3 separate regions of the Mus musculus genome follow, and regions 1 and 3 are each linked to region 2. A link is a loop called in an ENCODE intact Hi-C map of the cell type or tissue named here. Cell type or tissue: left cerebral cortex. All regions are shown on one strand.

What was found. Hi-C counts contacts between places; a loop is a spot of excess contacts. Peaks named below come from ENCODE experiments on the same cell type or tissue, not always from the same donor. Only the 100,000 strongest peaks of a DNase experiment are listed, where the experiment ranks them.
Region 1: a loop joins it to region 2, with 2.4 times the contacts of the local background. A loop is called at or near these places in 5 of 42 quality-filtered maps.
Region 3: a loop joins it to region 2, with 2.5 times the contacts of the local background. A loop is called at or near these places in 8 of 42 quality-filtered maps.

The regions. Positions count from the first base shown.
Region 1 is chr8:45,971,759-45,979,758 of GRCm38, reverse strand. 1700029J07Rik (RIKEN cDNA 1700029J07 gene) reads left to right here and starts at 4,507. Exons shown (of 7, transcript NM_001033148.3): 1 at 4,507-6,255. The coding sequence starts at 6,156. It overlaps Ufsp2 (UFM1-specific peptidase 2), which reads right to left and starts at 4,231. Exons shown (of 12, transcript NM_138668.2): 1 at 4,171-4,231; 2 at 464-550. The coding sequence starts at 527. In left cerebral cortex, CTCF peaks have their summits at 1,112 (motif pointing left) and 4,512; a DNase peak (open chromatin) is centred at 4,346; H3K4me3 peaks cover 1,832 bases; H3K27ac peaks cover 1,131 bases.
Region 2 is chr8:46,145,487-46,153,486 of GRCm38, reverse strand. It overlaps Snx25 (sorting nexin 25), which reads left to right and starts at 1,046. Exons shown (of 19, transcript NM_001372342.1): 1 at 1,046-1,705. The coding sequence starts at 1,331. In left cerebral cortex, CTCF peaks have their summits at 726, 1,021 and 3,562 (motif pointing left); DNase peaks (open chromatin) are centred at 1,910, 3,614, 3,972, 7,117 and 4 more places; H3K4me3 peaks cover 2,661 bases; H3K27ac peaks cover 1,000 bases.
Region 3 is chr8:46,007,226-46,015,225 of GRCm38, reverse strand. It overlaps Lrp2bp (Lrp2 binding protein), which reads right to left and starts at 4,624. Exons shown (of 9, transcript NM_026278.3): 1 at 4,426-4,624; 2 at 3,992-4,112; 3 at 3,168-3,280; 4 at 2,044-2,157. The coding sequence starts at 4,091. In left cerebral cortex, a CTCF peak has its summit at 4,280; DNase peaks (open chromatin) are centred at 3,624, 4,210 and 4,684; H3K4me3 peaks cover 839 bases; H3K27ac peaks cover 1,055 bases.

The DNA.
Region 1 (8,000 bases), 170 kb after region 2:
CTCCCCCCCACTACTTATCTCAGGCTTTGGCATCAGCCTCAGCCAAAAGCTAGAAGACATCCTGGAATTTGCTTCATACACATCATGCTGAATTTTTATTTCCCCCCCCCGAATTCCTTCTAACATTTCAATAAACTATAGCATCTAAAGGAGTCTGATACCAGAAACATGGGTAACACACAATTACAACTCTGCAATATATAGTTTCAAGAACTCTACTTACATTGTGTGACAATTTTCTTCAAGACAGCCCTAAAGGTTCAAAAGGAAGATTAAACCTTCTAATTTACACAGAGGTGCCCTGTGGGCTGCTGAGGGAGTTAGTATATAATTCTATTGAATCCTATTTAATTTGAGTTTATTTTTCTTATCTTATTAACTCATTTTTTTATTGGCAAAATGGAGGGATACTTAATATATATCACTCTAAATTCTATGATAAAAGGTGTTTTGGAAGACATACCTTTAGGTGGTGCTAGCTGAAAAGCCAGATCGAAGCCGCCTCTTATTCTGAAGAGTATATCCATAGAGCATAGTTTTGGGAAACCACCTAGAACAAAGGAAACCACAATTCCCTTGAAGTGCAAGACAAACTCGTCTTCATATGAATTAGAATATACTTCAGTTAGGATATGGCATTAATTAAACTAGATTTTTCTACTTATTTCATGAGTTAATGACTTATGTATAAATATACAACAACCCCTGTAAATTCTTTTTTAAAAAGTTTTCAAACCTTAATCCCATACTGAAGTCATCTAGGGACACTTAGGAGTGTCAATGCCTCCTAACTCTGGAACAGCATAAGGCCATCCTGGGCACGAGAATACGTAAAAGCCTGCCCTGCTGCCTTTCATGGCGATTACAATATGAAAAGGAGGTTCAGAAGCACTGCATTTGGCACTGGAATCTTGATGCATTTAGCAACGACATGAAATTGTCAGTGGTAAAAAACTAGTTGAAGAACATGACCAGAAGGGGATGGAGAGGTGGCACTGACGGCTCTTCCAGAGGTCCTGAGTTCAATTCCCAGAAACCACATGGTGGCTCACAAACACCTGTAGTGGGATCTGATGCCCTCTTCTGGTGTGTCTGAAGACAGCTACAGTGTACTCAGAAACCTAACATAAATAAGTAATTCTTTTTCTTTTTTTCTTTTTTTGGTTTTTCAAGACAGGGTTTCTCTGTGTAGCCCTGGCTGTCCTGGAACTCACTCTGTAGACCAGGCTGGCCTCGAACTCAGAAATCTGCCTGCCTCTGCCTCTGTGCTGGGATTAAAGGTGTGCGTCACCATGCCCAGCCCAAATAAATAATTCTTAAAACAACAACAAAAGAAAACATGTCAAGAACACTGAGCTTAACACACGGAGAGACTGTGGCTAAGCCAGCGGGAGGAAAGGAGCTACCGATGGTGACACGCTGGAAGAACTCATCATTGGCAAGGCTCAACAGTGATTTCACATTTAGAAAATACACCAGGATTAGATACAGGGATGTGAACCAAACTGCAGCAGTGAGAACACCACAGAGCTAGAGAGTGTGCGAGACAGAATTTATTTGGCTTAGACAATGGTCGCCACTGACAGAGAGAGATAAAAAGCATCTGCAAAATGGAAGCGACTAGCAGTTCTTAGCTGGGATCCATGTTGAGTTTCAGGTAGCAAATGATACATATAACAAAAGAGCTGTCTCATAATGTGTTTGTATGTGTTTGGGGGAGGTGGATTCTTGAGGAAAGTTTTCAAAGATTTTATCAAGTTCTTAAACTATGACTTGAACACTTAAGGACTACATGACCCAAGAATCCATGGTGCTTTGACTGAGAATGGCCCCCAGAGGCTCATATTGAAATTCTTGGTCCTGAGCTGGTGGAACTGTTTGGGAAGGATAAGAGGTGTGCCATAGAGGCTGGCTTCGGGCTTCAGACGCCTCCCACCATTCCCACGATGCTCTCTGCCTCCTGCTTGCAGATCAAGATGTGAGCTCTCATATGCTGCTCCAGAGGCTTCACCAAGTCATGGCTTTGCTTCGTCACCATAGGCACTAATGATAGAACCATAGGCACTAACTCCAGAACCATAAGGCCAACTAAACTCTTGGTCATGTGCACGGTGTCTTATTACAGCAACCCAAAAGACACTAACAGAAGAACCCTGTGGCGGTTTGTATATGCTTAGCCCAGGGAGTGGCACTATTAGAAAGTGTGGCCCTGCTGGAGTAGGTGTGTCACTGTGGGTGTGGGCTTTAAGACCCTTGTCCTAGCTGCCTGGGAGCCAGTCTTCTAGCAGCCTTCAGATGGATGTAGAACTCTCAGCGACTCCTGCACCATGCCTGTCTGGATGCTGCCATGTTTCCGCCTTGATAATGGACTGAACCTCTGAACCTGTAAGCCAGCCTCAATGAAATGTTGTCCTTATAAGAGTTGCCTCGGTCATGGTGCCTGTTCACAGCAATGAATCCCTCAGACAAACCCTATTCTGGAACAAGTGAGCTAGAACTGACTCCTAAGGCTTCAAATGACTGAACCTTGGGCATATATTACCTTTGATTGTCAGAACATTATGAAGTAGGTGCCGGTGCAGTTTTTTATTTTGTAAATTTCTTGTCACATCTCTGCAAGAGTGACAGCTTTTATGTAACCTGTTCAAAGACTACACCATGTCCCAATTTCACTCCATTAACTTCATTCTAAGCGAACAACAAAAAGTTTAATAATGCTGTCCATTCATTCTGTTGTTTATCATAAAAAACTAAACCCCTCAAAACTGGAAAATACTGTGAGAACTACCAGTGAGAAGTTTGATAAATTTAGAACAACATTACCATTTGAGTAAGAAAAATACTTACATAAACTGAAGATTGAAAAGACAAGCAAAAAACCCTGTCTTGAAAAAAAAAAAGAAAGAAAGAAAGAAAGAAAGAAAAAGAAAAAAGAAAGAAAGAAAAGAAAGAAAAAAGAAAAGACAAGCAAGAGTAAGGTTTAACTCGGGTACTTATACAATAAGATTTCTGCTTAACATAATCAGTCACGCCTATTCTTTTCTGTAAAAAATGGGGAAAAGATATGGTACTTCAACCAGGGTTGTTATGACAATTCTTTAAGCAATCATATGTGAAAGCGCCAGGGTCTCTTTAGGCTTTTAAAGCAAGATACTCTATGAAGATGTAATATTTAAGCTGAAATTCGAAGGGCAGGTAAGTAGCCCATAAAAGAAGCCTTAAATTTTCCAAGGTAAAGAGGTATTCTTATGTGTGTAAGCCCATTCTAAGCACAGTGGCCAATTGGTGAAGGTTCGCTTAATTGAAACAACATGTAGGAAGGCTGATGTATACGATTGTAAGCCCAACACTTGGGAGGTAGAGGCAGGAAGGTCTGGATTTCAAAGTCATTCCTGACTGTGTAGCCAGTTCAAGGACAGCCTGGGTTTTGTGAGGCTCTGTCCTAAAACCAAAGCAAAAGATCACTTAGACTATGACCCATGGACGGACAGCAAGGACAAAGCTCAAGGACGGTAAAGAAGGTTTTAATACAGCCAGCCAGAAGTAGAACCCAGACTTGATTATTGACTTTGTTCTTGAGATGAGGCAAGTTTGTCAAGGGTTTGGTGGGCACAAGGAGGGGTGAGCTGGGTTATCGAATGGGAATTCTGAAGGAAGAGTGCGGGGAGAACAGGAAATGATGAGCCGGCTCTGTAACTGCTGAGTTTGAATGATTTATTTAAGTGGAAGCAGTTGACTAGACTTATGAATTGGGTTCGGAGAGAAAGCTCAGGGTGTAAGCTGAAGATTATCATCTGCGGTACAGATGGCAGGACTTAGCTGAGCTAGGAGAAGGGGGAAGCTGGAGAGTTCTGTGCCACGTAAGCGAAGGGAGAAGACTATTTTAAGGAAGTTAGGTCTATCTTTTCAAAACCAAAAGTTCTTTTAGCTAGCTTCTAAATACGACAAATAGTGCCTTACTGTCAAGATGCACTGACTGACCCGGAGAGTCGCATGACCCGGTGCTGCTGGTGACCAGATCACCCAAGAGATCCAAGTGAGGATAGTTTGTACCGCGACTTTTGGCCTCTCAGGAGCAGCTCCTTTTAGGGGCCTGGAGCCATTCTCCTAACGGTTGACGAAGTCCTAGGGGTAAATACGGGGAGGTCACTGACAACCAGAATCACTTACCAAGCACCACTGGCGATGGCAAGAACACCTACTTCGTGCAAGCAAGGGTCGTCCCGGAAGTGACGTCACGCCCGCCGACTGCGGGGCTCCGACAGGTGACTACAACTCCCAGAATGCTTCGCGTCAACCATCACGGAGCGTACCACAGGGAAACTATTCGCCGATGGCGGGGAAACAGAAGGCTTAGTTTCGAGAGATTTTATTGGCTGAGACTTACGTATTCTATGGCCTTTCTTCCGTTTTCGTGGACGCGCCGTGCGGGTTCGAACGTTCCGAGGGCCTACAGTAGCACGTTGGGAAAGGGTTCTCCCGTTCCCACGGCAACGCGGCCTAACATGCGCCAGCGGCAGCTTGCGGAACTGTGCGGCGCGCGCCTCTGCTGCTGCGCTCTAGGCTGGAGCCCCGGCCAAGCGCGTGGCCTCGAGCTCTTCGGGCTCTGCTGTGGAGTGATCCCCGACCGGAGCAGGGTCCATCTGATTCTGGTTGTGGGATTAGGTGTCTTTTGGAGAGGTGACTCGGCCTCGCAGACATGGGTTTTCCTTAGCTACCTGCCTACTTCAAGCTACCTTTCCTTAGAGGGAATAACTTAGACAATCAGTCCATTTATTTTCTGCAGTTTCTCCCTTTTAGCCAAACTTTTTTTTTTTTTTTCCTGGCGTAGAAAAGAATTTATTGAGTAAATTGCAAGGATGCAGTGGACAGGGCTGTAACAGAGGAACCTTCTTAGCCAAACTTTTTGAAGGGAACTTGCCATATTCTACTTGGGTAGAATCCCACGATTTTCGTGTCTACGTGATTATAAACCAAAATTTATGCCTTTTAAAGTCTGTTTTCCTACTTCTACCTGACCAGAAGGAGAGGGTTGCAAAAAACATTGCGTAAATGTGTGAATGAATACTTTGTAAGTTTTACTTAAAGAGTTTATTGTAGGGACAAAGTTGAAGGCATTGGCCGCAAGCGCTGGGGCGACAATGGTAAAAAACTAAAGGGGTTTTGTCGTTCAAGCCGCTCCGGAGGTTAGGGCAGAGGTTCCCTGATTCCAGGAGTTCCATTCCAGTCTGGGCAGCGTTGCCTCAAGAATGTGGTGAAGGAGATTGAAACTCAGTTCATGGTTCCTAGCTGTCAGTTCACTGGGGAAAATAAAGGGTGCCAAACCACGGATATAAGATGACTGTTAATGAAGCTTGGGAAGGTGTTAAAGCGGAGAATCTCCAGGAGAAGAGACCAACTCCATGACTGTCCAATTAAAGCAAGCTGTGTGTTGGGGTGTGCCCGTACTAGCCTGCTGGCTGTCTCACTCTGAGAGCACCCCTTGCGGCAGCCTCATTAGGTCCTTTTTACACGAGAGAGAGAGAGAGAGAGAGAGAGAGAGAGAGAGAGAGAGAGAGAGAGAGAGAGAGAGATCGTTCACCGGACTGAGAGAGTTGGCTGTTATACATTGTAAAAACAAAACCAAAGAACAATGTGAAAGGGAAGGAACAAGGTCATGTTCCTACATCATGTGAATCGGGTAGCAAGTTTAGTGTTGGTTGAAAGACATTTTGCAGTTTACATCCTATCTAAGAAACAGGGATCAGTCCTTAATTACAAGGAGAAATCTCAACTTGGAAGCACTTAACGCAGGACAAACAGGAACGTATTCTTTAACTACAAATAGAAACCGTAGCCTGTACAGGATGAACAGGAGCTTAGTCTTAACTGTCTTAACTGGAAACAAAAACTTTAACCTGCAAAGTATATTGTTCCTAGTTTGGTCTCACAAAAGCTATGCACAAGCCTATCTGATGGGGCTTGTGCGGGTACGTAAAAGAAGTCAACCAACCAACCAATCCAGAGACTTAAAATAATGGCAAATAAATAGTTTGATATTTAATAATCATTCTTTTCTTTAAAATTAATTTCCTGTAGTTTTCAGTGTAAAGTAGGATTTTGCTGCAAAAGAAGATCTAAGAACCTTTGTGAAGTTACCACCCCAAGGAGCAATCATGCCGATAGAAGGTGGGAAAACAGATATGGAGAGGATTGGCCTCTTCAGTGAGATGGAATACATCACTGTGGGCGACAAATATGTGTCACCATTTAATCGTGAGTATCTTTGGTATTTTAAAATACTTGAATAGCATATATTTCCAATACAAAGATTTTGATTACATACATATTGTCTTAGTTAGGGTTTTACTGCTGTGAACAGACACCATGACCAAGGCAACTTTTATAAGGACAACATTTAATTGAGGCTGGCTTACTGGCCCATTATCATCAAGATAGGAGCATGTCAATATCCAGACAGGCATGGTGCAGGGGGAGCTGAGAGTTCTACTTCTTGTTACAAAGACAAACATGAGAAGACTGACTTCTAGGCAGCTAGGGTGAGGGTCTTAAAGCCCACACCCAGGATGACACACTTTCTCCAACAAGGCCACACCTACTCCGAGGCCACAACTACTCTAACAAGGCCACACCTCCTACTAGTACACTCCCTAGGCCAACCATATTCAAGCCATCACACACACACACACACACACGCACACGCACACGCACACACACACACACACACACACACACACACACACACAGAGAGAGAGAGAGAGAGAGAGAGAGAGAGAGAGAGAGAGTGCTGAGATCAAAGGTATATGCCAATCATGCCTGGCAGTATTTATTCTTTAATGGTACATATTTTAGAGCATTGAGTTCTACCGTATATTGTGACAACTTGTGTTAGTGCAGCAGACTTAGGAAGAACTTAGTTTAAGAGTGGGAAGCTCATTTTACAGGGCTTCTTTACTTTCATTTATTAAAAAAACTTTTAAGATTTGATTATTTTTCTTTTATGTGTATGAGTATATTGCCTGCATGTGTGTCTTTGTACCATATATATGCATTGTGCCTGGGGAGGCCGGAAGAGGGTGTTGGTTCTCCTGGAACTGGAGTTACAGATGACGGTTAGCTTCCATGTGGGTGTGAGGAAACAAGAGCTCCTAACCACTTGAGCCATCTCTCTGACCCCAGCTTTGTTTACTCTTCATGGGTAATTTTATTTCCTTCCATTGGTAACTTTCTTCTAGAGTAGTGGACGTTCAGCTGTGTAATTTTTTTATTTGTTTATTTAATGTGTATTTGGCCACATGTATGTATGTGTGCCAAATGTGTACTTAGGGTCCTTGAAGGTCTAAAGGGGAAATCAGATTTCCTGGATGCGGAAGTCCTGGGAGCTGAATTCAGGTTCTCTGACAGAATAAGTGTGGTTAACCTCTGAGCCATCTCTCTAGGGACCCTAGTGTAAAAAAATCATTTGACTCCATGAAGGGTATCCATTACCACTCATCTGAAAAACACACTGCTAACTGAACATCTGAAAGATTTCTTTATCAAGAAAAGCCGTAATAAGAAATCTAAAATTAGCTGAGTGTGGTGGTCCATTAAAGTAATCCTAGTACCTGGGAGGTTGGAGGCAGAAGGATTGGGAGTTTCAGGTCAGCCTGGACTGTGGGACAACCAGTCTCAAGAAAAAAGAATGGTAAATATATCCCTTCAAAGTCTCAGCTAAGGTTCTGTGTATCAAAAAATCATCTGCTATAGAAACATGCCCAAAGCAAATGATCAACTAGAAAACAAGGTATAGAATAATGTATGTATTGTGCTAAGTGTTAACAGTGAAAAAGTGGTATACAGTATCCATGACCGTATCTGCGCATTCTCTGGGCCACACAGTATCATTACCTGTGAAAGGAAAGTGGGTAATGGAGCACAGCAAAAAAGGCTCATTGGGGGTTTACACGGTAGACTGTGAGGTGACGTGTACAACCTCTTTTTTTTTTTAAATGTAAGTT
Region 2 (8,000 bases):
ATATTAGCGAACACTGCAAACCTAGGCTGCACACCTTTGATTCCAGCACTCTGAAAGCAGAGGCAAGTAGATCTCTGGGGGGGTCCAGACTAGCCTGGTCCACATAGTGAGTTTCAGGATAGCCAGGTTTACACAGAGAGACCCTGTCACAAAACAAAATAGTACAAGTTAAAGAACCTGGACTTCTTCATCTCAGTGTCATGGGGGTGCTAGCTCCTTATCTGTCAAGCTTCTCTTATTTTCTTATTTCATTTTTTTTTTTTTTTTTGTCTTCTCTACTCTATCTCCTCTCCCAGTGTCTTCAGAAATCCTTCATTTCCATCATCCCTCTAAGACAGTCAACACCCTTTATGGGCTTTGGCAGCTCTGTTACAGTATTGAGCAGCATTTGGACATCTTTCATCTCAGCAAACATCGTCTGTAGACTACCGGCTGCAGTCAAGAGAGGAAAGGAAAATATGTTCTCTCAAAATTCTTTGAACCAGTTTCTTTTGCGTGGGTAACAGCTTTTGTACCGAGTAGTTGTTGGCAACAAAAACACAAAATCGGAGCCAAATCGATTGTGGCAGCTATGTACACTCTCTGGCACTGGGGAGTCTTTCCATAAGTAAGTGGGAACCACAGGCTTCGCTTGACTCCTCCAGGTTTGTCTTAGTCCCCTACCCTTGGGCAGTGGAGTGGGGTCCGTTGGAAGAAAGTAGTAAAAGAGAGGATCAGGGACAGTACGAGGTTAATCAGAGAGCTAGAGAACAAGGCTGGCGTCTGGTATGGGGCTGTAGGCAAGGCGAGGAGCGGAGAGACGAAAATAAGGGGGTACCTGAGCGGAGCTCAACGCAGGCTTCTGACACCTGCAGCAAAATTTTCCACGAACAGACGCGGTCCCCGGGGGGCGGGGGCGGGGCTCGGGAAGTAGCGGGGTCCACTGCGATTGGTCGCGCCCCTTTCCGGCCGCCCCCGCCCCGGGTGGGCGGGGCGACCCCGCCCCACTGTCACTCAGCCGCAGGTCCCGCCCCCGCCCCCGCGCGTCTCGAGCCCTTGGGGTTTCAGTCCCCCTCGCGGTCCCGCTACCTGGGCGCGCCCGGTCGGCGGGCAGCTGCGGGCCCGGCGCGGGGCGGCGGCACCGAGGCGGGAGGGGGGGCGCGGCGGTGTCTGTTGGAGCGGTTCCCGCTCAGGGCCGCCGGCGAGGGCATGAGCGCGGGCTGCCCTTGCCTCGCGAGCGGCGGCGGGAGCGGCGAGGCGGCGGGGCGCCGCGCACAGGCCACGGCCCGGGGCGGCGCCGGGGGGCTGCGGGCCGGGAGATGAGCCTGTCGCCAGCGGCCCAGGAAGCAGCATGCACCGCGATGCCACCGACAGCAGCGGCGCCCGCCGCGGCCCCACGTCCGCCGCAGACGCCTGCCGCGCTGCCCGGGGCTCCGCGGACCGGCCGCGGACGGCGGACGGCCCGGGCTGGGGCTGGCGGGGGCCCGCGGCCGTGGCCGCCCTGGCAGTGCTGGCGCTGTGCTGCCTGGTCCCAGGCTGGGGACCGGCGGCGGGCACGGGGCCGGGCGCCGTGCTGCTGCGCCTCAGCCTGTACCTGAGCTGCGCCGCGGCCGCCTTGCTGCTGGGGACACTGGTCTCGCTCGTCTGCTGGAGCCCGCGCGCCCAGCCGCCGGACTTCGTCTCTTCCTGGAGCCGGCTGGCGGCGACCGTCCGCTGTCCGCTGCGGGTGAGTACCGGTCTCGACTGCCTCGCGTGCCCGCGGCCTCGTGCGCGCGCAGACCCCGGGGGGCTCCGGCCGGGTGGCCCTCCGGCAGCCGAAGCCCGCGGAAGACTGGGCTGCGCGGGCTTGGTCACGCGCGCCGTTTTAGGCGCTGTAGTTAACTCATCCACCATCCTCTGCACAGAGAGATCCATCCAGGCGGGTCTCCGATGTTGAAGTGCAGTTGGTGAGTGCCGAGAAAAATCCGCTTACAGCACCCACGGGAGGCAGGCTTCGCATTCATCACTGATGCTCCTGTTTGGTTCTTCGATCTGTAGTGGTTGGGAGATAACTTTATGACGGCTTACAGAAGAGAAAACTTGGTTAGGTCACCCAGTCCGAGGGAGCTCACTCAATGGGCCCCGTGTACTTCATACCTGTAAGGTCCTGTCTTCCACCATGTTGGTTAAGTTGTCATGCAGCTCAGGTGGATGTCTATTTGAGGGGGTTGAGGGGGTGGCATGCTCACCAGGAACCACTGTCGTTTGTTAAGAGGAAAAGCTGTCCTCAGGCAGGTGTAGGACATCAGGGTTGTGGTTATGTTGCGGAACGTAGGAAAGAACTGGATTTTCAACGTGCTTTGCCCTCCTTCCTACCAACCCTGTTTGCCTTAAATCAAACTTTACCTCCAGTCTGTTTATAATAACCCTTTAAAAGGACCTTCATTTTACCGGACTTGGCTGATTGATATCTTCATAAAACTAAAATTGCCCGAGATCTTGGGAGCCAGAGCAATGGCAGTGGCTCAACTTCATAAAAACGTTTGTTAGAGTGACTGCTGTCCCCAGAGTTTCTATTTGCTTATGGCATGAACCGTTTATTACTTTCTGGAAGAGCTTCCTACTTTTCAAAATGACTTTCCAGAGCCTGTCACTTCAGAATGGCATCCTCACTCATTAGACTCAGGAAACACAGCGGCAGTCTCAAAAGAATAGCAATGCCTGTTCCGCTTAGAAACTTTGATTTGGCTAAACATTTGTGACTATCGTTTGCATTTTAGAGTTGGTGGGTAGATGTGTTCTTCCTTCTATTCTTTTCTCAGTTCTAATAAGTAAGGGTCCTAAAAGTTTACCAGTTAGGTTTTAGACCTATATAAGGCACACCACAGTTTAAATATTATACATACAAACATATACTAAGTTCAGTATAAATTTATTGAGCATCTTTTATAAACTAACTCTTACATGTTTTTGAAGTTTGGGTTGAATTAGCAAGCCACGTAAAAGTCCTAGTCAATGCAGATTATATTCCTGTGAGGAGCCAGACAAGAAATAAGATAATTTTGGATGGAGTTTATAAAACAAAAATGAAACTAAGAGCTGAGTAGTTGTGCATGAATGTAGGTGAAGGAAAGGAGTGCAAATGGTGGGCCAGGTTCACAGTTGTGATATTATCATTTACCTGTCAGGTCCCCAACCACCTCACTGCAGGGATTGCCTCTTGGTTTCCTTCAGGGCGTACACCATCACACCTGGTTTGTTTCTGAGTAAGGGGAAATTTAAATTGTCATCCAGGAAAATGATTTTGCAAATGATTTAGGGGAAAAAAAGTCCAGCAAGTGTAAACCTGATTTCAGGTTATAGAAGGGGTACATTTTAACCTGGGGAAAGGTATTACTGGCTATCCCATTTCAACTCAAATCCTGGTGACAGCTTTACCTAAGATCATCAGGAAGCTACTTTCTAAGTTGCAGATCAAAAATTGAAGGTCGGGCTGGCAAGATGGCTCAGCGGGTAAGAGCACTGACTGCTCTTCCAAAGGTCGTGAGTTCAAATCTCACAACCACATGGTGGCTCACAACCACCCGTAATGAGATCGGACGCCCTCTTCTGGTGCGTCTGAAGATAGCGACAGTGTACTTACATATAATAGTAAATAAATAAATCTTTGGGCCAGAGTGAGCAGGGACTGAGCAAGCGGGGCTGTCTGGAGGGAGCAGAAATCCTAAATGCAACCCCCAACAACCACATGAAGGCTCACAACCATCTGTACAGCTACAGTGTGCTCACATACATAAAATAAATAGATAAATCTTTTAAAAAAAATTGAAGGACATGTTAGTCGCAGAATATTCAGGTTTTCTTACAGGCGATGCTTACTCCAGCCCCACCGTTTGCTGTTATTTGCATTAACTCAGGTTTTTAAGTGAGTGTTATCTTTATGAATGGAAGGCTGGGAGGCAGAGACATGTGGTGTAGTGTAAGATATCTGGGAGTTCCGTGGGAGTAGACTAGAAACTGGACCACACAGGTCATCCACCATATGTGGAACAGGAGGCTGGCTAGCAGTCAGCCAAATGGAGACAGCCGAGCAGTGAATACTACAGAAATTCAGATTCAGAATTTAAAAATGCTCTGTACTTCTCTAGTGCCCTTCCAAGGCTTTACATACGGGCTGGATAAAAATCCTTTTCTATCCCTTCTCTCCCACCTTCTCTCCCTCTTTGGTTTCCTTCGGTGGAGGAAAAAAAAAAAAAACCAAACCTGCACACATTGCTAACGGTAGATAAAGACTTGTTTTTTGTTTTTGTTTTTTTGGAGGCAGAAGCTTGCTATATAGGCCAGACTAGCCTTGAACTCTCTCTCTCTCTTTTTAAAGAATACTTTTAAAAAAATGTATATGTGGTGTCTGCATGTATGTGTGTATACATGTATGTGGGTACACTTGCCTAAGTCCAGGCCAAAGGTCAACAGTTGACATCTCTATCAAGTTGATTAATATTATCATAAAACTGAAAACTGCTCAAGTCCTTTGGGGCCAGGAGAATGACAGTAGCTCAAGTTCATGAAAATGTTACTCCACTAAAGAGGCAGAAAGACTGTGAGAGCCAGAGGGGATGGGGTCACCAAAGGAACAGGGCCTTCTGGACACAAGAGGACTGACATACCTGTGGACTCACAGAGACTGTGGAGGCACACACAGGGCCTGCACAGGTCTAAGCCAGATGGGGTCCCAGTGCCAAGATGGGAAGTGGATATGAGCTCCCACTCACAAAGGAAAATTAGTTTTCTCCAACAGAGTCTCACTGGGTGTGTAAAACCACATTTAAGGGCAGGCCTCATACCCACCGTAGATGATACAAAATGAACTCAATGGCATTTTTGGAATTTTCTTTTTTTGTTGTTTTTTTGTTTGTTGGTTGTTGTTGTTTTTGTTTTTGTTTTGTCATACAATGCTTTGTCTGGAGATTTAAAAAAAAACTGTACAGATCTTTTGTTTATATGTTATGGTTTCTGATTTTTTTTAATGGATTTTGCTTTTTCTTTGGCTCTTTTTCCTGTTTGTTTTGTGTTATTCTGGTTTATTTGATCTTAACATATCTTATTATTATTTCAAATTCCCATTTATATTTTAAAGAGAAGAAAGAATGAAAGAAAGAGATGGTGTGGATTTGGGTGGGTCAGGAAGTGGGGAAGAACTGGGAGAAGCTGGGGGAAGGGAACTGTAGTCAGAATATATTGTATAAAAACTATTTTCGATAAAAAATATAATTTTTATTTTGTATATGTGGTACATGCATGCATATTTGTGTGCATGTATGTGTGTGAGTACACTGGCCCACATTGAGGCCAGAGGTCAACAGTGATGCCGTTTTCTTTCTCCACATTACTATTACTATTATTGTCATCATCTTTGTCGTCGTCGTTGTCATCATCATCATCATCATCATCATCATCATCATCATCGAGACAGGGTCTCAATGATGCTGCAGCTTCCCATTGGAGCTAACCTGGCTGGCCAGTGAGTTATCTAGGGATAACTGCCTGTCTCTATCCTCTGAAAGCTCCGTCTTTTACAGAGTGTATGCACCCAACAAAGATGGTGGGAATGTAAACTCAGGCCCTCAGGCTTGTACAGAGTTCTCATGCACAGCCTGGGCCTCTTCCTGCCGCAGCTTCTGAGGACGGACGGGGATTGGAGGTGTGGATTATGACACCGGCTTGAGGAGGCTTGTCATGCTTCTGGAGGCGTCCTTGTGTTCTCAGTTGTTAACACCACGTGGTTAGGATCTATAAGTGACATGTTTTGTTATTATCCCCTGTACCTAACAGGAGTTGAAGGCTGCTCAAGTGTTTGCTGATGGTAATTAGGAAAGTTAGGTTTCTTTATGGTCACTTAAGTGTGTGCTTTTCCTTAACAATTAATCTCATACCTAGTGGGTAGCTTAGATATGTTCAGATTTTGGATTTTTTTTTTTTATCAGTAGGAACAACTACTGATTAAAAGTAGCTTTCATCCCAGAGAGAAATTCTATCTCAACAGTCCAGTGGTATTTTTACGACATACAGAAGCCTTTCAGATCAAGGTTGATCCCAGTGTCTGGAGAATAGCTGTCTGGGTCCTATAGGGACAGTTCTTAGCACAGTTCTTTGCTGAGAGGGCTGTCCTAGTGTCATGTTCCTAGTCTAAAGTGTAGCTTGGAATTCTGCTAGACCACTTAGCCTGTTTGGATTTGAGCATTCACTAGGTACAGGCGCTGGACCCTAGCACTCGACGCAAGGCAGGCAATGGCAGGAGAAATGAGAATGGGAATGGAGTCATTTGATATCGAAAGGCTTATTGCTCCAGGCAGTTGAGACTGTATCCTCTTGTGGAAGAGAGGGGCACAGCTGACATTCTGGGAAATAGATCTCATTGAATTCCTTTCTACCTTCTCTGTCTCACACTCTGGAGTTTTCTCTTTTTGGTAGATACAATTTACTAGCTACTTAAAAAAAAAGGCTTATTGTAAGTTGGAAATTTTATAATAGTGTATGTTTATAGGGGACACACTGTGGGCTATTATGCTAATATGATAAACAAATTAACCTCCATCGACTGAAATACTTAATGTTTTTCTATTTGATTTATACCATGTTAAAGTGAGTAAGTAATTAATGGGAGTTGGAGGGCCAGCACAGCAGGATCCACGGGAGTTGCGTGTAGTAGCATACGGGGAACAGAAGACCATAGCTGTTTAAGGAAAGTGGGAGACTGTGAAGTTAATCAGACAGAAAAGTTTAGAAAGTCTGTCAAATCAAATCAACAAGCATTTCTACTTTCTGATCTTGTTAGTTTTTTGTTTGTTTGCTTTTTTTTTCTTTTTTGGGGTTTTTTGTTTTGTTTTGGTGGTTGTTTTGTTTTTGCCTGCCCAGTTGCTGAGTGCCAGCGCCAAGTATGCTCTCGGGGGATGGAGTTTGATGAGAACAAGGGGCAGTAAGTACAAACGACAGGTTTAGGTCTGAAAGTTTCCAGCTTCCTAGCGAAGAGTTGGGAGCCTTGCAACAGTAGCATTGAGAGCTTGAATTACTCTCTCTAAAGTGCGTGGCACTGTGACATTGGGGAGGATCCAGAGATAAACAAGAGTAGCCCCTGTGCAGTCCTCTCAGGCTGAGTGACATTGACTGGAGAGAAAGGCAGATGTCTAGAGACAGTAAGAACATTCACACAGCCATCCCCTGCTCTAGTTGGCTTGGATCAGGCTGCTAGGATTCCTAAATGGGTTCTTTGACTAATACAAATGTTCTTTGAGTGAAACAAACTTAATTTAGTTACTTGGGAGGAAGAGGAAAGAAACAGGAATTAGAGAGACTATACATAGCCTCTTTGTGGCTTTCCTTTATTATTCTAATGTGATAAACAATCCTAGATAATTTGACAACAGATAATGACATAATATATTTAACCTCTCTTTTAAGAATATTTGTTCACTTTTCAACTAAGGGAGTTTTGAGTCATGGTGACCAGTAGGAAAAAAATGTCTTTTTAAAAAATGTCTATTAAATCATTGGATTGATAATTGGTTCACAGCATACCAATTAAAAACGTTTAAATCAGAATCCTGCCTAAATGTTTGTGGTATCAGGGATGCTGCATTTTAAATTCATGCTGTACATAATTTCAGGTATAATTTTTTATAGGTCATGCAGTCACATGATTCATAAAAAGGAATGGAAGGATAAACAGTGGACATAGGGAACATAGGGAAGCTGGTTTTTTGTTTGTTTGTTTTTTATAAAGGCAGGCACCAGTGTAGTTGCTATCCATTCTAGATATATTTTAACTATAAACTAATAAAAATACTCATTCAAGAAGCTTTTGATAACTCTCATTTCATAGTCTATACACAGTGATTGCACATGCAGAAAAATTATATTTTCTGGTCTCTTGTTAGGAAGGAAGACTTCTTTAAGGCTGTGAAATACATAATAAAGTTACATATGAATAATGATAACTTCAAAGTAGAGTGATATAAACAAGGAACATAAAAAGAAATGCCAAT
Region 3 (8,000 bases), 140 kb after region 2:
TATAATATCAAATATATTATATTGAATGCATATGTTAAATGTTCTAATATTGGGATATATTATAATATTAAATATAATATTAAATACATATGATGTTTGATATATTATAATATTAAATATGTTATAATATTAAATGCATTACAGTGCTCAAAGATGGAGATGGCTTTGTTTTTACTTTTTTAGTTTCATCATTTCTATACAGTACCTACTTTATAGTTCAGAGAACCCACAACTTTTCTAGTTCTATCATTTTCCTGGTCACAGGTCATCCCCCAACATGAGCAGGAAGGCTTTGTCTCAGAAGATAGACTCTTTCTGTAGTAAAGTTCCTTGAAAACCCACTGACATTAAGGCCTTGATAACAGTGTCCACATGGGTCCACAAGGACAGATACTCACCCAGTCTGCTATATAGATCTGACCTGAGCATACCGCAGTGAACAAAATAGACAAACCTCCTGACCTGTGAAGCTGTGTCCCAGTGAGGGATAAAGAAATTAAAGAGAAAACAAATCATTAAGTAGCCACTGCAGCTATTTCATAGTCCAACCACAGCAGGCTTCTAAGGAGAAGATAGCTCAGTAATTACCAGGACTGACAGAAGGCAAATGGAAGGATGATGGTGATGCTCTGCGGGAGAGAGATGGGAACCAATCTACTTGTCTTCCAGGAGAAGACAAAGCAAACAGAACACATAGAAAGAGGCAAGAACAGGGTAGAAAGGAGTCGATAAGGTTTGGAAGAATCATGAGATAATAGCTCCACCAGGAAGCAATCCCTTACGGATGACAACAGAAGTGAACAAGACGCAGATTCAAGTCAGTGGTTTATTATCTCTTTGGTGAGTTGAAACTTCCTTTTTTGATAAGTGCTTTCTGGTTGGATATGAAAATTTTAAAGATTTTAGAAAGATGTACCCACCATGACTGTAATTTCCTTAGTCCTTATTTCTAAATTCCATGTTAAATGACCCTTTAACAATAATTGTACCTGTTGAGCCTTGATATGATTTAAATGTAAACAGGGAGCACTGGGTTAGGAAGCACAGATGAATTAAAGCCAGTCCTGAGAAGCCATTTACTCTAGAGAAAGACATGGAAAGTTGCAGAGCTAACATCTCATGAGCATGGCTGTACCAGCTCGCTTCCTCACCCATAGTTCCTCTGAAATAAGGGAAAATATTTTCAGCAGCATGTTCAGAGCTGATGATAGCAAGGAACCTTTTTGTGGTAGATTATAGAAGTTTATAAATGACCCTCAAACACTCACATTGTGCAACTAAGAAAATCTATGACAAATCGACAATGTAATTTCTCTCGCAAGATGATCAAAACTCCTCACACACAATGCTTGTTTTCGACTTTGGCTTCTCCAATTTGAAAACTATAGACATTTGTACAATTTGTAAAGTATGTAAGAATTCTTTTATGTAAGTTTTATGTAAACTTTCTAATGTGAGAGTTGGTGGGAAAGCTTTAATCTTTTCTAGAAACAGAGAAGGCCACATTGGTAATTGTGAGAACCATGCGCAGAGAAAGGATCAGAGTGCATGCTCTTCCTGCACCACAGTAACATGAACTCAGTGGTAAACTATGTTTTCCAGGAGAGATGAAATGGTTTGAAGTGGCAATGGATGTTATCTCACCAGACCTGCTCACCATGTGAACAAAAATATAGAGGCACCGTCAACATGAGGATAACTCCTTGTTGTTCATATGGAGGAAGAAATAATTGGAAAGATAAAGCATGCCTGTAGTAGTTGCGGATGGTCATTCAAGTTCAATATTGTTTCTGACAGTTGAATCTAGTTATGTCAAGAAGCTGCTAGTTTAGGTTTGGACCTGAATGGGGACAAAGTGGGAAGGGACCAAAAGAAATTAACTTTGTTTTTTATATATGTGTGCAGTGACATCAGTATCCATTAGAATACTGAAAGTGATATATTAATATGTTAAAATAGAGATTTTTAAAAATACAATTCGATTCCATCAGATAGCCCATTGGTAGTGGAATCTTAAAAACCATGGACAAAATGATAACTTACAGCATTTGCAATGGTCCCCAGCCCATCATAATACATCACTCCTAGCTGATAAATTGCTTGATGGTCTTTCTCCTGGATTTCCTCAAACTGTGCCAAGGCTTCTTCATACCAGCCCTGAAAGCCACAGAGAGTATTTAAGTTTATTATGTGTTTATAGTAAACCCAAACAGCAGCATACAATGGTCATTTCTGCCTAAGGACACAGTTAACAAATGATTCAGCCATATTGGAACTGAAGGCCCAAACTGAGAAGACAGCGGCTTAGGCCATCAGGCCGTGCTATCTCAGAGAGGGTGTGGAAACAAGCCTTCAGAAGGTATTTATTTATAGAGTAAATGAAGGCACAAGTATCAAACGGTTAGAGAAAACCGAGTCTGTGACTCAAAGGATCCAGAGGGACTCTACGCAATCCTTTGGAATTCAATGAATAACTGACGCTCTATTACTGGACCTGAAGTGAGAGCACACAGAAGGTCTTTCTCTCTACCTACAGAGCTATCCCACTACGATGTGGATAAATAAGGAAATGGTCTCCTCATGCTGTATAGGATATATGAGAAGGTACTTTTCATACCCAATAATCAGGGACTTCAATTATTGTTCCTATGCAAATAGCTTGTTAATGATACTACATATTACAAATAAAACCACAAAATTTACAGTATAGAGATGGATTTTTCAAAATGACACCTTTAGAATAATTTTTCTGAAGAAGGTTCAGATGTCTCCTTAATCTTATATCTGTGGGCCACAACCACAGCCTATGTGATTTCGCAGAATTTCTCTGACATAACAGTGTAAGAGACTCATTTGAAAGTTTGCGGGGACCATCTTCTGCCTCTGCTTTGTGTGTGTGATGCGCAGATGGAACCTAGGGTCTTATCAACCCTATTCAACTACTTTACTAGTACACTAACAGCCCCAACAATTAATCCTAAGAATACAATTATACCAAGAAGAGGAGGAGGAAGAAGGAGGAGGAGGAGGAGGAAGGGAAGGGGAAGAAGAAGGGGAAGAAGAAGGGGAAGAAGAAGAAGAAGAAGAAGAAGAAGAGGAGGAGGAGGAGGAGGAGGAGGAGGAGGAGGAGGAGGAGGAGGAGGAAGAAGAGGAAGAACTATTGTTACCTCTTCAAAATAGAGTTGGCCTCTTAGAAAATATGCCATAGCATCCCCTCTTCTTATTCTTTCTTTCAGGAACTGCAATGCTGTATCCACCAAATTAGCGTGGAGGTAATAATCTGATTCAGAAAGGCAAAAACGGTGTTAGTTATATAACGTGCAGGTTCTCTCGTGAAGCCACACGTAACGTAGAATTCATTAGATGCTGTTAATCTCAGTTTCTTTCCAACTTCTCATCCCTAAAGCTTAGCTCAGAGAAAGAACATAACCTAAGCAGAGTCATGATCACAGCACCAACACACACCTGGCATAATCAAGAAGTGTTTATTGTGCTTGGGTGAGGGTTCACTGCCGGGTAGGCACTCCAATGCAGTCTCTGCATGCACTGGGCAAAGCTGTCTGTGAATGAGTTAAACTCTTAGCCTGAGCCATGTTAGGACTACTAATCAAATGGGCTGGCCATCTCCAGTTTAGTTTTTACAAGCTTATGTAAAAATAGCTTTCAGTATCCATTTGAAGTAAAGCGCAGCGTTGCGCTCTCTGAGGGAAGCAACATCTGGCGTCTCTTTTTTAGAACGAATCCCTAAGTGCTGGGGGGGGGAGGGGTGAAAATGTAATCAGGCTTGAATTGTGAAACACCTCCAGGATCAGCTTGCTGTCTGAGTAAGAAGGTCACTAATCTCCAGGAAAGCCAGAAAGGAGTATAACATTAACTACCTCCTGGAAACCAGTGGCATGGGTTTTTGTTTGTTTGTTTTGTTTATTCTAAGCTTACATGGAATTTCAGTAAAAATAGTTTCCAAGCAAGAATTAACTATTCAGATGTATACCGGGCTTTTCCTTCTTCCACTGGAAGAATTTCTGTTGTTTGGCAGCATACTGAGACAGAGAGAAAGGGTTTTTGGGCAACTTCTCGCTGCTCAGCTTCATCCTGTCTCCACAATGTGGGTCCTGTTAAGGAAGAACACATAGGTGGTTACAATTTCTCCTCCCGGGAAAGCACCAAGGGAGACTTCACTCCCCATCACAGAAGCATCTGCCCCACATTGCCTGGCCAAGGGACCCTGAGCTAGCAACAAATCCCGACTGGCTAAGGATTCACACATGGCAGGGGGCGTCCTGTCATTCCCAACTGCTGCCACTCAGTGGCAACAGACTACACCGCTCACAGTCGCTGCTCCTGTCACGGAGGACTTTCCTGTCGCCCTTTAACTGAAACTGGCCAGAGTAATCCGTTTCGGATGACAGGATGCGTCTGTTTTACCTGGGAATACACTGTGTTTTAGCTCTGTTGCTCAGTCTTCTCTTCCAGTCTGTACTGGATTGCCATGTTACCAGATGGACCACTGCTGCATGGTAAATCAGAGCCTTCATATAAAATGTAGGGGCCACCTCATTTGGGTTGAAGGAGTCCAGGTTGGCCTAAGCTGAGAGTAGTGAAGACAGCAAACTCTGTTGTTGCTATGCTTTTTTTTTTTTCTTTCTGTTTTGGTCTTTGACATTCTACTGGTTCAACTTACTTCCACCAATCAGGAGCCAGCGCCCAGGCCAGGTCTCTCTGATTGGTGGTCTACAGAAGTTCTTAAGAGAAGCTTTGTGTGATTGGAAAGCTGCATTTACATACTTACAGGATACTATTTTAGGCAACACGCTGCTTCATTGGATGAGAGTGGAACTCAAAAAAAAAAAAAAAAAAAGACATGGTTTACTAAGTCAGCAAAAAATAAAAATAAAATAAAATCACTGAAATGTCTGTATGTGGGAGGAGTTAATTAAGAGCTAATTTCTTTATCTGTAGTTTGAAATAAAGGTTCTTAAAGTGTCCTTTCCTTGATATACAAAGTTAATGGGCCCAGCATGGTGGCGAAATGTCTTTAATTCTGGCACTCAGGAGGCTGAGGTTAGCAGATCTCTGCTAGTACAAGGCAGCCTGGACGAAATAGTGAGACCCTGTCCACAACCAGACAAAAAACAAAGTTGCTGGTTACTGGGTTGGAGATGTGGTTTCAGCAGTTAAGAGCATCAGGGTTTAGTTCCCAGCACACCACAGGGCATCTCACAACTGTCTGTAACACAGTTCCTGGGGATTGGATGCCCTCTTCTGACTTATTCAGTCACTAGACACATGTGCCTAGTGTACATGTACACACATGTATCTCTCTAGTGATACACATACACACATGCAGTCAAACCACTCATACACATAAAAATAGAAAGAAATTAATTAAAACAAAACAACAACAACAACAAAAAAAAACAAGTCAAAGTGTTTCCAGAGGATCTGAACTTGGTTCCCAGAAGCCACCTTGAGTGGGTCCCAACCACCTGTAGCTCCAGCTCTAGAGAGTGACCACCCACTTCTCGGCTCTGCTGGCACCCCTCACATGGGACATATATGCATGCAGACACACATACACATACTCATAAGAATAAATCTTTAAAAAGTAAAGTAATTGGATTATGTATATTGCAAAATCTAAGTTTCCACTAAAGAATATAAAGTTCCCAATGAACGAAGCCACATGTGTAAGATATATAGAAGAAAGCAATCCAAATATGACAGCCTACTGTCAACCACCACTCACAAACTAGATGAAAAGATGTTATTTCTCTGAAGACATTAATACAGTGTGCTACTATCTAACAAGGTTTAGAGCAGAGGTTCTCAACCTTCCTAATGCTGTGGCCCTTTAATACAGGTCCTCATATTGTGGTGACCCCTCCAACCATAACATTATTTCTTTGCTACTCCGTAACTATAGTTTTGATAACTGCTATAAATTGTAATGTAAGTATCTGGTATGTAACCCCAAGGGCTCATGGTACATGGGTTGAGGACCACTGGATTAGAGAAACCTCAGAAAACTCAAGGAACGGCATCAGATATGAAACAAAGCATAAACAGCATTTACAGAAACAACACAAACCTCATTTAAACTCATGTTGTTGTTTTCTGGCTACAATACTGCACATGGTTTCTGTCGTTTTAGCGACTTAAAAAGAAGTATTTCAGCCAGGCGTGGTGGCGAACACCTTTAATCCCAGCACTCAGGAGGCAGAGGCAGGCAGATTTCTGAGTTCGAGGCCAGCCTGGTCTACAAAGTAAGTTCCAGGACAGCCAGGGCTACACAGAGAAACCCTGTCTCGAAAAACCAAAAAAAAAAAAAAAAACCAAAAAAAAAAAAAAAAAAGTAGTATTTCACAGGGTCTGAAAGAGAAGAATTCACTCAGCTTCTACGAAATGTCAGGTTTTGGGTTTTTTTTCTAGGTGCTATATAAGTACTGATTCCTATAATACTTGAGGAAATAGAGATCGTTATGAGCACTGTTGAATACAGGCGGAGCCTGTCAGAGCAGAGAGCTGATGTACCTGATCTCAAAGGGCTGGTTAGCAAGGGCACCCTATCCACCTATGTGTCATTTTGTTTTATCTCTTAAAACAACAAGCCAAGCAAATGTCATTTTTAATGTGTTAGAAATGTGTGTCTTCTACTTTAAGAAGATGGTCATTCTGAACACACTGGCTCTGCAGTCTGTAGAAGTCCGTGCTACATCCTCTCACGTTTGTCCCCTGGAACAGGGCTGACAACCCGTGCTGCCAACACATGCCTCTTGGAGGAGAAACAAAGGTACTATGAAAGTGAGCCTGCTGCTTGCTTGGGGATTTTCTCTGAACTCCTGGCCCCCTGTCCCGTACTGTTCATTGCAGCTGCCTTCCTTACTTTTTGACTTTAATCCATCTCTCTGAATTGTCTCATAATAGCTATCAATGTTCTCCCACCCCAAGGCCTGATCATGGTCCCTATAGTCACGAGGCTGTCTCTAGGAGAGCTGTTTTCTGAGGGGTCATTTCTGCTCTGATTTCTAGCAGGAAGGGCCGCTAGAAGACGGTAATTCAGGTTTAGTACTTTATAAGATGAGGAAAGAGAACTTAGAAGAGATTTAAAATGTGAGGTTATATATTTATTCTGCCAAATTTTGACATTAAGCATAAAAATCAGCAGAAGCATCCAGCAGTGTGCCTACTATGTTGTGAACCTGGAACATCCTGTTGTAGAAACTGGGCATTCACTCATAGCATAATCAGAAAAGAATCCATGGTTTTGAATTGTTTCATAATATTTATTTATTTATTTATTTATTTATTTATTTATTTGTGTGTGTGTGTGTGTGTGTGTGTGTTCATGCATGAGTGCAGAGGGCAGAGAACAAGCTGTAGGAGGTCAGCTTTCCCCCCACTTCTACCATGTGGGACCTGGGGTCAAACTCAGATGCTAAAGGCTTGGCACTAAGTTCTCTTACCCCTGAGCATCTCCATAGCCAGAACCTGGGACTTTGTGAGGACTTTGTGGGTGACACACATGCGACATTCCCTTCTCGGGTCCTCTTTACCCCTTCCTATGCCTCTGAAGTCAGCTGCTCTGAATGCTAACTGACAACAGTTCACACCACCTCTTTCTATAGATTTATCCTTAGGAAGTCATGAGTCTGGCAGACAAACCCCTTAGGTCACTGCCCTAGTAAAAGAGGCAATCCATGTGGGGCACCCATGCACATTCTTGCTGACTGTAAGAAGAATACAAAGTCCTGTTTATTCTTCCTGGAGCCTTTCTCAGGCATGGCCTTTCAGTTAGTAACCTTAAAGGATAAGGTCATGTATCTACATAGCCAGAGAGCAGGCTTGCCTGTTAGAGGCATTGAATTGCCCAAGCTTAGGATGCCTCTCATAATGCTGTCTTCTGGGTGTATCAGCATCCTAGGGGCCTTCTGGGTATATCAACATCCTAGGGGCCTTCTGAGTCACCTCCATGAAACCGGGGGAATAGGGTAGGCTACAGA